Regions from separate parts of the Homo sapiens genome. Here all the other regions are linked to region 3. A link is a loop called in an ENCODE intact Hi-C map of the cell type or tissue named here. Cell type or tissue: B cell. All regions are shown on one strand.

The links. A loop is a pair of places that touch in the nucleus more often than their neighbours do. Peaks named below come from ENCODE experiments on the same cell type or tissue, not always from the same donor. Only the 100,000 strongest peaks of a DNase experiment are listed, where the experiment ranks them.
Region 1: it touches region 3 in a loop (7-fold over the local background); 39 of 110 quality-filtered maps call a loop at or near these places.
Region 2: it touches region 3 in a loop (3-fold over the local background); 6 of 110 quality-filtered maps call a loop at or near these places.

Annotation. Positions count from the first base shown.
Region 1 is chr10:88,106,086-88,111,085 of GRCh38, forward strand. No RefSeq gene overlaps it. Among named protein-coding and RNA genes, the nearest start is that of PTEN, 240 kb to the left of the region's middle. In B cell, a CTCF peak has its summit at 2,542; DNase peaks (open chromatin) are centred at 456 and 2,316; H3K4me3 peaks cover 1,260 bases; H3K27ac peaks cover 2,097 bases.
Region 2 is chr10:88,268,491-88,273,490 of GRCh38, forward strand. All of the region lies in intron 1 of LOC101929727 (a long non-coding RNA gene), which reads left to right. It also overlaps a transcript of RNLS not described here. Among named protein-coding and RNA genes, the nearest start is that of RNLS, 310 kb to the right of the region's middle. RefSeq lists an enhancer at 3,111-3,160. In B cell, no CTCF peak of the experiment used is centred here; a DNase peak (open chromatin) is centred at 2,921; H3K27ac peaks cover 771 bases.
Region 3 is chr10:88,387,466-88,392,465 of GRCh38, forward strand. All of the region lies in intron 4 of RNLS (renalase, FAD dependent amine oxidase), which reads right to left. Among named protein-coding and RNA genes, the nearest start is that of RNLS, 190 kb to the right of the region's middle. In B cell, CTCF peaks have their summits at 2,154 (motif pointing left) and 2,353; DNase peaks (open chromatin) are centred at 476, 2,176 and 4,946; H3K4me3 peaks cover 643 bases; H3K27ac peaks cover 2,957 bases.

The DNA.
Region 1 (5,000 bases), 280 kb before region 3:
CTGCTTGCACGATAGCCATAATGTCTGAATTTTAGGCAAGAAATGGGAAAAAGAGGGGAGGCAAAAGATTCCCTTTTCAACCTCCACCCACACTCTTTTCCCTTTAAAAGAACCTCCCCAAAAGTTTCATGTCAAATAGGTTCATTAGCTGTGGCATTGGGTAAGTTACAAAAACTCTTTGAGACTCAGTTTCTTAATTTCTATACAGAGAGTAATAATGTCTACCTCACTGGGTGTATGTGAAAGAACACTGCTAATCCAAAAAACGCTGTGCAATTTCAAGAGTTAAAATAACACTTGTAGTCCAATGCAGGCTGCAATAACTGAAATATTTCATATGCCTGTGTTCTTGCTGCAGAAGAACACATTGCAGTCATTTAAGATCACCCCCTTTCCCCACCCTAGAGTGCATTTAGGAAGGAGAGAAAGCAGAACTAGACCATGTTTGGTTAATGTCAAAGGGAAGTTTGAAAGCTACGAGATTCCAGGCAGTGGTAGAAGTAATGAAACCCCAAAGTCTCTCTGTGTTTCTTGCTGCCCTTGCTGTCTTGGAGGGGAATGTTACGCAGTGGAAATGGGACACTCCTAAGTTCAGAGGGAAACAGTCTTGACACAGGTGGTTCCCCAAGAACCTACAGGCCTCCAAGCCAATGGGCAAACTCCCCCATGGGTGGAGTGGCCCTTGTCTCAGTATCAAAAAATTGTAATCTCTCTGAGGGTAGGGACCCTATCTCTATTCACCTCTTTATCCAATGCCTGACACCTAGAAATCCTCAGTAAAAATCTATTTATTAATTCTGCCCCACCTATAAGACCGGCTCTGAACACTGAGAGTCAGCCTTGCGAGTGACCTACTTAAGTCCTCCTGACCCTCAGCCCCCATTGCTGACTGCAGCTAAGAAGAAATACCTTGGGTTGGTGCATATTTTGGAATAAAAATAGTTATAATGATAGTTATAGCTTAACCTATTGAGCGTTTACTGTGTGTAGGCACTTAGTACTTTACATATTGTAACTCACTGAATCCTTCCTTCTACCTTACAATAATAGTAGGTATAATGCTCATTCCGCAGAAGAGGAAACATGCTCAGATAGGGCAAGTAATTTGTCTAAGGTCACAAAGCTAAGAAAATGAGAAACCAGCTCAAAATTATTAAATCTGAACATAGATTTTCTTGGGAAATTACTGTTAAATTTCTCAAATAGATTGTAAGTGACCTTTAGAGACCTTCATTTCACTTACTTCATTTATTTATACATGACCCACCTAAGGCAAAGCATTTAGTTTCTTTAAGCGCAAGTTTCGTCATCTGAAGAATGGACAAATAATAATACCACCTCCCCCACCCCACCCCAGAGTTTCTGTGAGGATTAAATGAGATAATGCATATGCAGTGCCTGGCCCATAGTAGATGTTCAGTATATTTTTTACCATCATTTGTTAATTTGACAAGTAGTCAAATTAGTGATGCACATCAGAATCATCAGTGGAAACTTTTCAAATATTGAGGTCTGGGTCCCAAAGTGGGGTATTTTGAAAAGTTCCCCAAGTGATTCTGATTCACATTCCCTTATGAGAATCACTGCTGAATGTGACCAATATTCATTAAGGAAGCATTTTGCTCAAGGCATTTTGCTGTGTGCTAAGAGAGGTGTCAGATGCACAATAATGGCAAAAGTCACATAAAAATAAGTAAATTACTATGAGAGATGAGTGAGTCCTCCTGCAGCAATCAGGAAAGTCCTCATAGAGGCAATCACAGTGGGCTGGGCTTGAAGGCACAGCAGGGTTAGCTTGCCAAGAATGGTGGCAGGGCAGTGAGTGAAGGTAAGTGGCATGATGGTGCAAATAATGTCACTGGTGCCACTACTGGCTGGGACATGGAGTCTGGGGAGAGTCGGGAGATGAAGCCAGGTGGTTGGCTGCAGTCAGAGAATGGAAGCTCTTGGACTTCTGACCAGTTGGGTTTGCACTGCATTTAGAGGACCACGACAAGCCATTAAGATTTTCTGAGCCAGAGAGGGAAATGCTCAGAACTATCCTTTCACCTGTTAAGTCTGGCACTCAAATAAATTAGAAAGTATAGAACCCAAAGGCAAGAAATGAGCAAGGCCAGAGACATCTGTTGCATCAGCCCAGGCCTCAGAATAGGAGCTTGGACTAGGCAGGGTACTGACAGGTGGTTAGGCTAAAGGAACAACTATATAAACCTGGAGACTGAATTAGCTGTTGGGGGAGGGGTGGTGAGAGGAAGAAGAAGTGAAGATGACTTTGAGATTTGAGCCTGCGTGATGGGAAGAACAGCACTGTGACCAGAAAAAGGGAAGTGGGGGTATGAGCTGGGTGGGGGGAGGGAAGATGATGAGCTGAATGTGTTGAGCTGGAGATGCCTGGGCACAAGGTACACATATCTAGGAGTTAGGTGGCACTGTGGAGCTTAAAGGAGAGATCAGGGCTACACACAAACAAATAAATAGAACACAAAGTGAGTCAGCTGCACTGAGGGGTGTCGCTTCAGCCTTGGCAATGGTAGAACTCTGTGGGAAGGAGAGTAGAGCAGGGATTCTTAACCAAAGATCTGTGGATAGGATTTTTGTTTGAGGGTGTCTGTGAACTTTTTAACATTTTAAGCAGAATATTACTATGTATATTAAAAAGCCCACAATCTCATTGGATAAGTTACTCTAAACAAGGTTAAAACCTACTAATATATATATAGGAGAGGTGGGCTGAGATGCTTCTCATGGAATTTTCACATCGTAGGTAGGAACAAAATATTCCAGCCAATCTCTGCAGTCTTGACTGTCATACCTCAGACTGTGGTGGCTGTTTTATTATTATTTTTTTTAATCAGGGCCAGACTGTTTGGTCAAGATTGTCTTAAAAATGTTTCTTCTTTCCAAGATATTCAATGGGGAAAGAATAATCTTTCCACAAGTGTGGTGAGATAAGTGGATATCCACATGCAAAAGTATCCATCTGGACCCTCTGACTCTCACTAAATACAAAAGTTAACATAAAATTGGTCAAAGACCTAACTGTAATAGCTAAAACTATAAAACTCTTAGAAGGCAACATCCTCAAAGACATAATTTTTGTGACCTTAGTTTGGCCAATGATTTCTTAGATATGGCACCTGAAGCCCAAGCAACCAAAGAATAAACTGAACGTCATCAAAAATTCAACTTTTGTGTTTCAGGGACACTATCAAGAAAGCAAACAGACAACCCATAGAATGGTAGAAAATATTTATAAATTATATGTCTGATAAGAATCTAGAATATGTAAAGAACTTTTACAATTCAACAATAAAAAAATACAGTTAAAAATAGGCAAAGGATTTGAATAAACATGTATCCAAACAAAATATAAAACAGGCCAATAAGCACATGAAAATATGCTCAACATCATTAGCCATCAGAAAAATACAAATGAAAACCACAATGAGATACTACTTCACATTCACTAGAATGGCAATTGTCATCATGATCATCATCATCATCAGATAATATCATGTGTTGGCAAGGATGTAGAGAAACTGAAATCCTCTTACATTGCAGGTAGAGAGGTAAAAATGGTACAGCTACTTTAGAAAAACAATTTGGCAGTTTTTCAAAAAGTTAAATATAGAGTTACCTATGACCCAGAAATTTTGTTTTTAGGTATATAACCAAGATAATTGAAAACACATGTTTACACAAATAATTATATGCAAATATTTATAGCAGCATCATTCATAATAACCAGAAATAGAAACAACCTAAATGTCCACTAATTGATGAATGAATAAATAAAATGTGGCATATCAACACATATGGAATATTATTTAGCCATAAAGAGGAATGAAGTACTGATACATGCTACAACATGGGTGAGCCTTGAAAATATCATGCTAAGTGAAAAAAGCCAGACATAAATGGCAACATATTATATAATCCCATTTAAATTAAATATCTAGAATAGGTAAATCCATAGAGACAAAAAGTAGATTAGTGGTTGTCAGGAGCTGGGGGAGGAGAGGAGTTGGGAACAATAGCTAATGGGTACAGAGCTTCTTTTTGGGGTGATGAAAATATTCTGGAATTAGATAATGGTGATGGCTGCTCAAACTTGTGAATATACTAAAAACTACAGGTGGATTTTATGGTATGTGAAATTATACATCAATAAAAAATTTCTTCTGTCTTCTCAGTTTTTGGTTGTCCTTATTTGGGATGAAAATAATGTCCATTATCCAAGAAGAAGGAAGAGCATGAACAGTTACAGAGGAGGAAAAGTAAAGACAGTTGTTAGGGAATGGTAGATTTGGATGGAACATAGGTGTATGTATGGGAGAATCAGGAGAGGAAGCTGAAAAGGTTAAGTTAGGACCAGAATAGTAAGTAAGTTGGTCAGTCACTGGGTGAGTCACAAATATTTGAGGACTTACTCAGTGTCAGCCACTGTTCTGGATATGTGAACAAAAAGACCTGGTCCCCACCAACACAGGGTTGAGCAGTCTAGCTCTGGTGACATTAAACAAATACTTAAGAAATCATGAGGGTGTGAAGGGTGGGAAGTTGAGAGTGCCATAGGAACATGTTATGGGGGAGGCTACTTGGTGTGAGGGAATCCTGGAATGTTTTCCAAAGGAGCAGTTAGAGGTGAGAAGGGTCTAACTTGCTAGTGGATTTTAACCAAATAAGTAGGCAACTGGGAGCCCTTTAAAGGGGTCATGGCTGGTGAGATACATAATCAGAGCAGTGCCATAGGAAGATTTAGCCCGTCATGGTTCTTAAACTCACCATACAAGCCTTTTTGGGGTGGCAGTCTTGCTGAAACACCATGTACTGCCAGCAAAGCAGGGGAAAGACGAACCTTCCTCCAAAAGTGAAGGTTTGTGTGCTGTGTTTAGAGGACCTCTCTGGTATGCTTGCTCATCTTTCCAGAAGTTACTGGAGAAACGACACCAGTGACCTTTCATGAGAAGATGATGGACTAGCACAGCAGCCCTCTCTTC
Region 2 (5,000 bases), 120 kb before region 3:
ATTCCATGGCCCCTGCATGCTGTATATCTCTCTCACTAGAATGACAGTTTCAAAAATGAATCAGGATGGCTTAAGCGAAAGAAGAACTTATTGATTCCTACAGGCAGACAGGCCAGGGCTGAATTCAGAGCTCAAATGATGCCATCAGGTCTCAGTTTATCTCCATCTCTTGGCTCTCCCATCCTCTGTGTTAACTTTATTCTTGACCTTCCTATGGGGACCCTGGCAGCTCTAGACTTGCCCCACAGAGTGGCATGGCTACCAGCAGCTTTGGCTCAGATCTTTTGCTTCAAGTCCAGTGGGAAACTCTTGCAATGTTCTGAGTCCCAGTCTGACAGAATGAATTTATTTCAAGTTTATTTTACCTCTGAACCAGTTGGTGTGGCCAATACAACATGAAGCACTGACTAACTCAGGCTTAGGGGTTCTGACCACTCCAGCACATGGTGGCTTGCCCCACCCCAGGCCACACGGACTGAGGGTAGTGAAAGGAAGCCTACTCAAATAAAACCTCTGGAAAGAAAGGCTGTTAAGCCCTGATGTTAGGGGGACAATCAACAAATGTTCACTAGAGTCAGAAAATTGCTGGAATCTATAATAAAGATCAGTGAAACTCAAAGAGACATATCCTCTTTGGGGAGAAAGCAATATAATGCAAAATGCAGGTGCATCAAATCTTTCAGACTTCTTTGGCCACTTTTAAACATATTTGACAACCATGAGATTGAATAAAATATTTTCATACACAGGGCCCTGGTTTGGCATTCACAGGGAGTGGATATGAACTGATACTTCTCTGAATCAAGGAGTATTTACAATGAGATTCCTGAGAATAGGTTGTCTATATGTAAATAGGGCTAGTATACTAAGCTGAGGTCCTATGCATGAAACTATTTTATTAGTCCTCCCTCCCTAATTTCATGTTTTTTCACTGCTTGCTTGATGCTTTGGCAGAAAAACCAAAGTGACAGCTATATTAGGCAGGTCTGAGCCGTCATTCTTACCCATCATCAAACTAGGGCCTGGCCTAACTGACTCCTGCTGAAACAGGAGGCTCTGGGTTTACAAGGTCTTGATCCATTATTTGGGTGACTGCCCCACAACAGGCCAAAGACAGAAGTCATGGATGTCTGAGGGGCATTTTAAAAAAGGGTTTCAGAATTGGGCAACAGGGGCCTGAGAAGTCTCCTTTATCCATGGCTTACACTGCTTTGAGGGGGCCTTAGAGGAATACAATGTGTTCCTTCTTTAACTTGTAGTGCTGCTCTTCTTTGGACTTGATTTATGTACACAACAATAGAAGGTTTTATTTGAATATAACTTCTATGACTATAGCACAGTTTGTTATTTTGTTTTATCATTATTATTATTTTTTGAGACAGAGTCTCGCTCTGTTGCCCAGGCTGGAGTGCAGTGGCAAGATCTTGTCTCATTATAACCTCCGCCTCCTGGGTTCAAGTGGTTCTCCTCTCTCAGCCTCCCGAGTAGCTGGGACTCCAGGCGTGCGTGACCACGCCCAGCTTATAGTGCAGTTTGAAATCCACTTGTCTAACCAAACCCTTCATATTTCTGACAAAGCCCTGAGAAGAAGAGTCATTTCTTTAAGCCAGCCGGGAACATGAGTCTTCTAAACTTTGAGGCCCTCTTTGACAAGAGGAGAGAGGAGTAAACGAAACAATGACACTTATTTCTACCTATAATCTCCGTTGATCGACCTTTGTACTCCACGGTGAGTCTTGCAGCTAAGAGACGCAAATTAGACCTATTTGCACTCCTAGTGCGGTCAAGTGCAGTCAAGATCTCCTTCTCCTTGAGCATCAGGTGGTGTCTCCTGGCTGCTCTCCACATCTTTTATTCTGAGGATTTAGCTGGCTTGCCTCAGTCTTCAGGCCAGGCACTCCAAAGGCAATTTAGGGGACAAGTCTTGCTTGTTAGATACTGGGTCCCTTCAGCCTCAGTTGCTGTCTTGTGCCTCAGGGGTTCCTAAACTCGAAGTGGTGGCCCAGAGTTTCCTTCAGGTGCTATGACACTGATTTGAGAAAGAAACCTAAGTTTCAGCTGCCCACTGTTTCCCTCTGTGAGCAACTTGAGTCTGGTTCCACTCAGGATCCTCTGAGAACTTAGCTCAATACTTGTCCAATAGTAAACACTCCATAATGTTTGCCTGTTTGAATCTATAATCAAAATCTCCAGTAGGAGAAGGCCCTTGTATTTCTGTTTCATTTTTTTTGCTAGTTGGTGGGAGAACACACTTTTCAAAATACTAATAGTTCACCACCGGACAAGAGATACATACAACCCCAACTTCCAAGTAAATGGAAAATACCTTTTCTGGGTACGTTTATTTGGAAAGGGTTTCTTCACTTGAAGAAAGAATTAACAAACCCCTGTTTGGGAGGATAAAACAAGAAATTCCTTTGGGATGTCTCAAGTTTCTAGAGAGCCAGGCTCTCGCAGGCTGAGGTGGCTTCCACACTGTTCATGAACTGCTCTTGGCGGGCTGGTGGCCTGTTTGATATTCTGAGGTCTAGCAAAGATTTAGCTCCAGGGGGTCATCAAGAGGTCATGGTCTTGATCATTTCCTCTGTTATTTATCTTTGGCTTGTGGTACTGGAGCCTGCCTTTGATACAGGGCATTTCTACCACAGCTGCACAGAATCAAGCATTTCAGTGATTTGGTTTGAGGTGAAGGAGGCTTGGCTTCTAATGCTGCGAAAATGTCACTGGGTACATCTGAGAATATCTAGCTCTGTCCTTCACTGATGAGCAAATTCATTTCTGGGGGTTTACCAGTGGCACTTCCCAGACTTGGGTCAGGAAAGGAATCCTCCTGGTGAGGACAGCAGTTTTCAGTTTGAGTAATTCCATTTTCAGTTCCTTCTGAGACATTTTTCTTGCTCTGAGCTGGAGATAAAAGCAGCATGTCTCAGGCCTCTAGGGTGGATCTCTACTTTTCAACACTGTTTATGACTCACCTGTGACTGCCCTCAGTGCAGCCAAGGGGACCATTTATGCTGAATTAGCCTTTGGATTTTTCTTCTTAGTGACAGCAAAACTTCCGTGACAGCAAACAAGTAAACCACAGGAACATCCCTGGTCTGCTCAGCACAGCAGGCTCTTGGGTTCTCAGAGAGCCTGGGAGGACTTTTCAGCTTGTCTTATGTGGGTTTGTTCACCCCGTCCGGTTTCATTTTTATTTAAAACAATTGGTATCTTTCATCTTGGTTGCCAAGTATGGGTTGCATATGGTTTTGACCTGATATGAAGGGCCCAAATCAAATACCCAGGACTTGGCCTGGAAAATTGGTTGTATAAGACCTGCTCTCTTGTTCCCCTAAAAAGCAGCCTAGCAAATGGAAGCAATGGGTCCCAGGAGTTCGTTTCTGTATGCGGCTCTAACTCTGCCACGAAGGCCAGGACAGATAGTGTGCAGTGCTCTGTCATGTCTACCAGAGAAAATGATGCAACATGTGCTGGAGACTTTACCATCTGTGCAAGAGTGCAGCCCTAGGCTCAATCCAAAAGAAAAAGGAAGTGGCATTATAGCAGGGATATTCCCAGTGAGTCAAATTCCCAGAACAGCCTGTCCCTCCTCAAGGTGGTCAGTGTGCCCCAGCATCTCACCTCCAGATTTGGACTAAAACAGAACTGTTGCGTGCAGGGGTTAGAGAGGACTAGAGCAGTGATGTATTTTATATATCATATTTTCTAGCAATGGTTTTCCATCTGAAACCCAGTTTACATTGTGGCCCAGGGCACAGAAACAGAAGCTTTATGAAACAAGTTACTGTTTCCATGTGTCAGCATTCTAATTTTCCTTTCCTTTTCCTGTTCTTTTTTCTGTTATTTTAATTTTTTAAAAAAGCTTCTTGACTCACTAAATTACTATAACAAACCACTTATGAGTCAAAGCCCATATTTTGAAAAACAACATTGCATTAGTGTATACAGGCAGCACCTTGGGAACATTTATAGAATATGGATTCTTGGGTCCCTCTCCAGGGATTCTAATTCAGTCATTCCTGGGCCCAAGAATCTACGTTTTATGTTAACCTGACCTAAATGTGACCATTATGAGGGCAGGAAACGGTTTTGATCCCTAACATATCCCAAGTGCTTTACATGAAGAACTTGGTACAGCACAGGCTCTTGGTCATTGGTGGTTGAATAAATAAATGAATGAAAAAGTATTGATCTTCAAATGATTCCATCCTTCAACCCCAGCCGTGCCTCCCTTTGCATCTATACTGTTGTCTTCGTTTTTTTAAGATAGATACTCAAATAGTCTCTAGACCTTTGAATTGCAAAATTGCTTTGAATCTCCAAGTTGGAAGCTGCCTTGAAAGTCTCTAATCTAGGGATTCTCAGGTGTAGAAACTTTGTCTCGCTGCTTTAGAATTCCTTGGGGAAGTTTAAGGCAAATACATATCCCTAGACCCCAGCCCTGGAGTTTCAATCCAGGTAGATAGGGTTCATGGCCCAGGAATCTGCATTCTATCCTCCCTCGGGTGATGCTGTGGCCCAGCCAGGGTTGGGATGCACTGTTCTTGTGACCTCTCCCCACTGTGGATCACTGTGGATGGTGGTCACCCAGCCTCTGCTGGAAACATTTTGGGCTGGCAGAAAGAAACTCCCAGAGGTCTGCTCCACATTGAAAAGCTCTGCTTATTGGAAATTTCTTACTGATATTAGCTTCAATCACTTTCCTACTGCTGCTAGTCTTGGTTCTGCCCTCTGGAGCACCTCAACACAAGGCCAATTGGCTGCCTGACTGCTCATTGTGAAAATACAGAAAAAATATAAAGAAAGAAATGAAAATTTTTTAAAATCCCACCACCTTGAAGACATTGAATATTTCTTTTGGTCTTAATATATGTACACACATAAATGCATGTTATACTCACTTGATGTTTTTTAGAAATGACAAGCATCCTGTATTCTTGACTTAGCATTACATATTGTGGGTTTTCTCTTAACATTATATCACAAAAAATATCCCA
Region 3 (5,000 bases):
AAGAAGCACGCAAGAAGAAAAGCGAGGAGAACAGAGCAAAAAAAAAAAAAAAAAAAAAAGGAAGATTATTTGTTACAGTGGTGGAGACTGAGACAAAAATGAGAATAACAAGCCTATTTACGTAACTGCTTACAGTTTACAAAGTGCTTTTACATGTAATCATTGATATTGTCTTTACAAAGACCTGCAGGGCTCCCAGAAGTTAAATGGCATGCCCCAGGTCACCCAGCTAGTAAGAAAAATAGTGCATGTCTTCTGGCTAAAAATCTAACACTTTTGATATGGAGCAGGTGTTGTGGAGATAATGATTTAGAGTTGTCCTGTAGGACAGAGGGAAGCAAATGCTCTGACAGCAGAAAAGAAAATCAGAAGGCACGTCAGCCTGTAGTTTAGCGGGCAATGCAGACAGGAGTGAAGGGCTCCCTGTTCTTCACGACCACACACCTTGAAAACATAGATATAGGAAACATCTCTGTGGGTATTTGGAAGGGGAGATGGTTGTGGTACAAATGAAACCTATGTCTAGAGGGCTCAGAGGGCAGTCCTGAATATATTTCCCTGGGGTGTATCACAGTCGCCTTTCATTTAACACGTAGAAGTTGGATACCTAATTATTCCTTCCATCTATCCTTGAAAGCTGTTCCTTCCTCAGGCTTAGTCGACAACATAACCATTCACCCAGTTGCTCAAGCTAAGAACCTGTAAGTCATCTTTGTCTTAATTTTCTTTCCATGTTTAATTTATCAGCAAGTCCTGTAGATTCTACTTCTAAAACACACCTTGAATAAGGCTACTCTGTTCATCTCCATAATCACCATTGTTTTCTCCTTCTGAGCCACTGCAATAACTTGCTATTTGGTTTCAATACTTTCTGGCACCCTGTCTTCCCCAGCTCTTGCCTCCTTCCCTTGAAATCCATTCTCTGGACTATGCCATCCTGCTTAAAACATGCCTGAGAATAATTCAAAATCCTTCCCAGGATCTGGCCCCAGTTTAATTTGCCTCACTCTGCCTAGGACTCACTGTTCTAGCTATGGAGGCCTCCTTTTTGTTATCAGAACACAGCACAGTCTTTCCAGCTGAAGAGACTTAAATATTTTGCTGGTCCCTGTCTCCATGTTATCACATGGCTAGCTCTTTCTCCTATCTCATGCTATCTACACAGACAGTCCTACTCTCACAAGCTGTGTGAGAGTTCCCTTCATTCTCATAGAACCTTTTTATTAACTTTCTGTGACCTCTCAAACTGAAATTACTTATGTTTTTATTTGATTCCTTGTTTATCATCGTCTTTTTATATGACTTCCCCCTACTAGTAATCAAACTCCATTAAGACAAGGATCAGGTCAATTGCCCTCATCACTGTATCCCCAGAGCTTACAACGTGGTACACAGGAGATACTCAATAACTATGTGTCGAATGAATAAGTGAATAAATATCAGGGAATTAACATACCCTACATGTTACATAGTACCATGCATCAGTGGAGCCATGGATATGAGACACTGTGTTTCCTGTTTGTAACCTGTTATTTGTTAATTCCTGTCAGAGTTGAGAGCTCTGATAGTAGCTGCCATCATCTGGGGAGTTCTATGGAATCTTGCCACCATGAGTTCTGGAAAAGGGAATCTGTTTGTGTTGGGACTTGAGGGATGGTATAAATTAACTCCCAAGGTTTATTAGTAGTAAACAATTAAAATCCACCCTGAAATTGGAGCTTTACTAAAGATGGCTATTTTGTAGCATGTAGGAAATTACGATATTGGTTTACCTCCTAGGATTCAAAAAGCATTCATTCTCTTTTGGAGCCAGAAAAGGAGAGGTATGTCTCCTAACAGAACTGTGCTGGGTTTTTTTTTGTTATTGTTGTTTTCTTTTTTTGACAGTCTGTGGAGCTCACACATTGGCCATAATAAAGCCTGCTATCTATTTTTGATTTGTCAAAGTTGTGCTTGAGAGTGATTAACATACCCTTAGCAAAATGAATCATTCTATAGAGATTTAAAAGTCACGATGGAATAAATATCTTGGTCAAAGGTATTGCTGCTTTAATTACATTCATTTGTTTCAATATTTCGGTTTTAGGGATTTCTTAACTGAGTTGTTAAGGATCCTTTTAGGGATTTCTTAACTGAGTTGTTAAGGATCCTTTTGAAAGTGAAGTTTACCATGGTGCCCTCTGGTGGAATGAAATTCGCACAGTTTTTAAAGCTAAAGCCCTATCTAGTGAGAATGCATACAGAAATAAAAGGAGCAACATTAAATACAAATGTCCAAAAACTATAAGCAGGGTACTCTTGCTATTGGGGGACTACAAGATATACCTGCCTCAGAATATTTACAGATTCAGGGATAGGGCATGTAGTTGCTATAAAGGAAGAGCAATGACATAAATACATACAATTCCAAATCCATTAGAAAATGAGGGCCAGAAGCCACAGCATTTCATATCATCTGGCAACACTGACACTGACTAATTAGGTATTATATTGAGAAAGTCAGAAGAAGGTGATGGCAATTACAGCATTTGCAACAATATTCATAAATAGCTAGGAACACAAGGGGGAAATACAATTTGGTTGTGGTCTATCAAGAACCAGTGGATATTCATTTGATAGGACTTTTGTAATTAGGCTCACCATCAAAGCTGATAAAATCATCAAAATGGTAAGTGTCCCAGTGTTGGTTCCTTGAAACTGTGTTGTGACCAGACTTAGTGACTCCTTGATAAAGCAGCTTTCACGTGTCTTCACAAGGAAATAAAGTGAAAGTCTCTGGGACGCTATCTGGGTCACACACCACAGGGATCCTGCTCAGAGGATTTAGAACATTGGACCAGCTCACTAAGGAAAGATGTCAAGGCCCTTCTTTGAGGACCTAAGGAAGTTTTTAATATTCGTTCGTCTGAATGCACTAAATAAAACTCTCATTCCAAATAAGATAAAAGAGGGGAAAAAAGTGTTTGAGCATCCAATCCCCCAAAGTGTCTGCAAATTATTTAGTATTATTTCAGTACTCAAACTTCCTGAAAGGTGGAATGTGGGGCAGAGGAGTAGTGAGCAGGGACCATAGCACACATGCATTTAGTCAGCTTGTTGGTTTTCTTATTGGGGACCTTTCTTTGAAACTTGGTGCACCTCAGATTTTAAAAAACCCAAAGCCAAAAAACAACTAACAGCTGGCTCTTCTAAAGCAGTGGCTCTCAGAGGAATGGTACTGCCTTCTAGGGGATATTTTGGAAGTTTATGAGGGCCATTTTTCTTGGGAAGGGTGTCTCAAAGTATAAATTATTATGGGACTGTTAACTGACATTCAGTGGGTAGTAGTCAGGGAGGTAAGGGGAAGTTCCATATCATGTTAGATTTTACTGTCCCACCAACTATTCATGTAGATTTTTAAAAAATCTGTATGTAATGATTTAAGCCTAGGACCAAATTCAATCTTACATAAAAAATTAAATATTTCTTTTCATGGTTTTAATAGACACCTAATTTCCCATAAATGCAAATCCAATGTAAACTAACTGAAGACTATACTTTGTTTCATTTGAACCTTACTGAGAATTGTTAATCATTTTTGAAAATTATAATATCAATATCCATGGCACATATGACATTTGAATCCTCTGAAAATATAACTGCAATAATTTGTAACATCCCAATTCAAAGTGATTATACAAACAGGTGTGTCTGATTATGTCTTCCAGTGTAGTTGTCCCCAAGCATTTTCAATTATTATTATGATATTCCTTTCTTCTTCTTTAAATTACAATTAGGCAATCATATTAGTAATTTTAAAATAATGTGTACTGGCCAGGAATAGTGGCTCATGCCTGTAATCCCAGCACTTTGGGAGTTCCGAGGCCGGTGGATCACAAGGTCAAGAGGCCGAGACCATCCTGGCCAACATGGTGAAACCCCATCTCTACTAAAAATACAAAAATTAGCCGGGCATGGTGGTAGGCACCTGTAGTCCCAGCTACTTGGGAGGCTGAGGCAGGAGAATTGCTTGAACCCAGGAGGTGGAGGTTGCAGTAAGCCAAGGTCGCGCCACTGCACTCCAGCCTGGCGACAGAGCGAGACTCCGTCTAAAAAACAAAAAAATGTCTTGGTAGGTTATGTTATCCATGAATTTCATTTTAGAATAGTTAGAGATGTTATTAAAAATATTTGTTATTAAAAGAGGACATGGGGTGATAATGAAAATGGCAAAATAAGGGACTCTGAAAACCCTCTCCTCCATACAAGCAATAAAAATACTGGCAAAAATTGTCAGTGTAAACTTTTTCAGAACTCTGGAAATTAATCAAAGACTAGCAGAAATCAGGTAAGCTTTTATTTAAAAAAATGGCTGAATGTCAGTAAAAACTAAGCTTTTTTGTCTTTTACTCTGCTCTTTTCTCATTCTCCCTCCCCTGCCCCCAGCTCTGCAATAACCTGGGAAACCAACAACTTGCAATCATGATAAACACTGGCAGTCTGGCAGCCCCCGGAGGGGATAGAACAGGGTTAGCGCTCTCTCCAAACTCCATTTCCAGAGAACTATCATTATTTGACCTGTCTGATGGTTCCCTGAAATATTCCACTCATAATATTGTCTCTATGTGACTTGACTTAGAGTTCACCCAATGTGAATATTTTTCTTAACAGAAATGATTTTCAATTATTTGTAGAAAAGACTGAGTGGCAATTGTTTCACATCACTGTTGCCTGAGGCAGTACATAAGAGTTGAAGCAAATAATCAGCTTACCAAAAGCTTAAAAGGAGAAGCTGTGGAAAGATACGTCCACAGGATGATTTGAAAAGCACAGACATAATGCTGGGAAACTAGAAGTACAAGTTCATGTGTAGGGATGTGAGCATACTCAGTGCTATCTGCATGCTCAGCTAAGACCTGAGAAAGATCTAAATTCTCAACTCTGCCTAACCTTGTGGCTCTATGGAGGCAGGAAGTGAAAGTGAAGGCAGAGTTTCATACTGCCTGCTGGAGTGTTCAAGG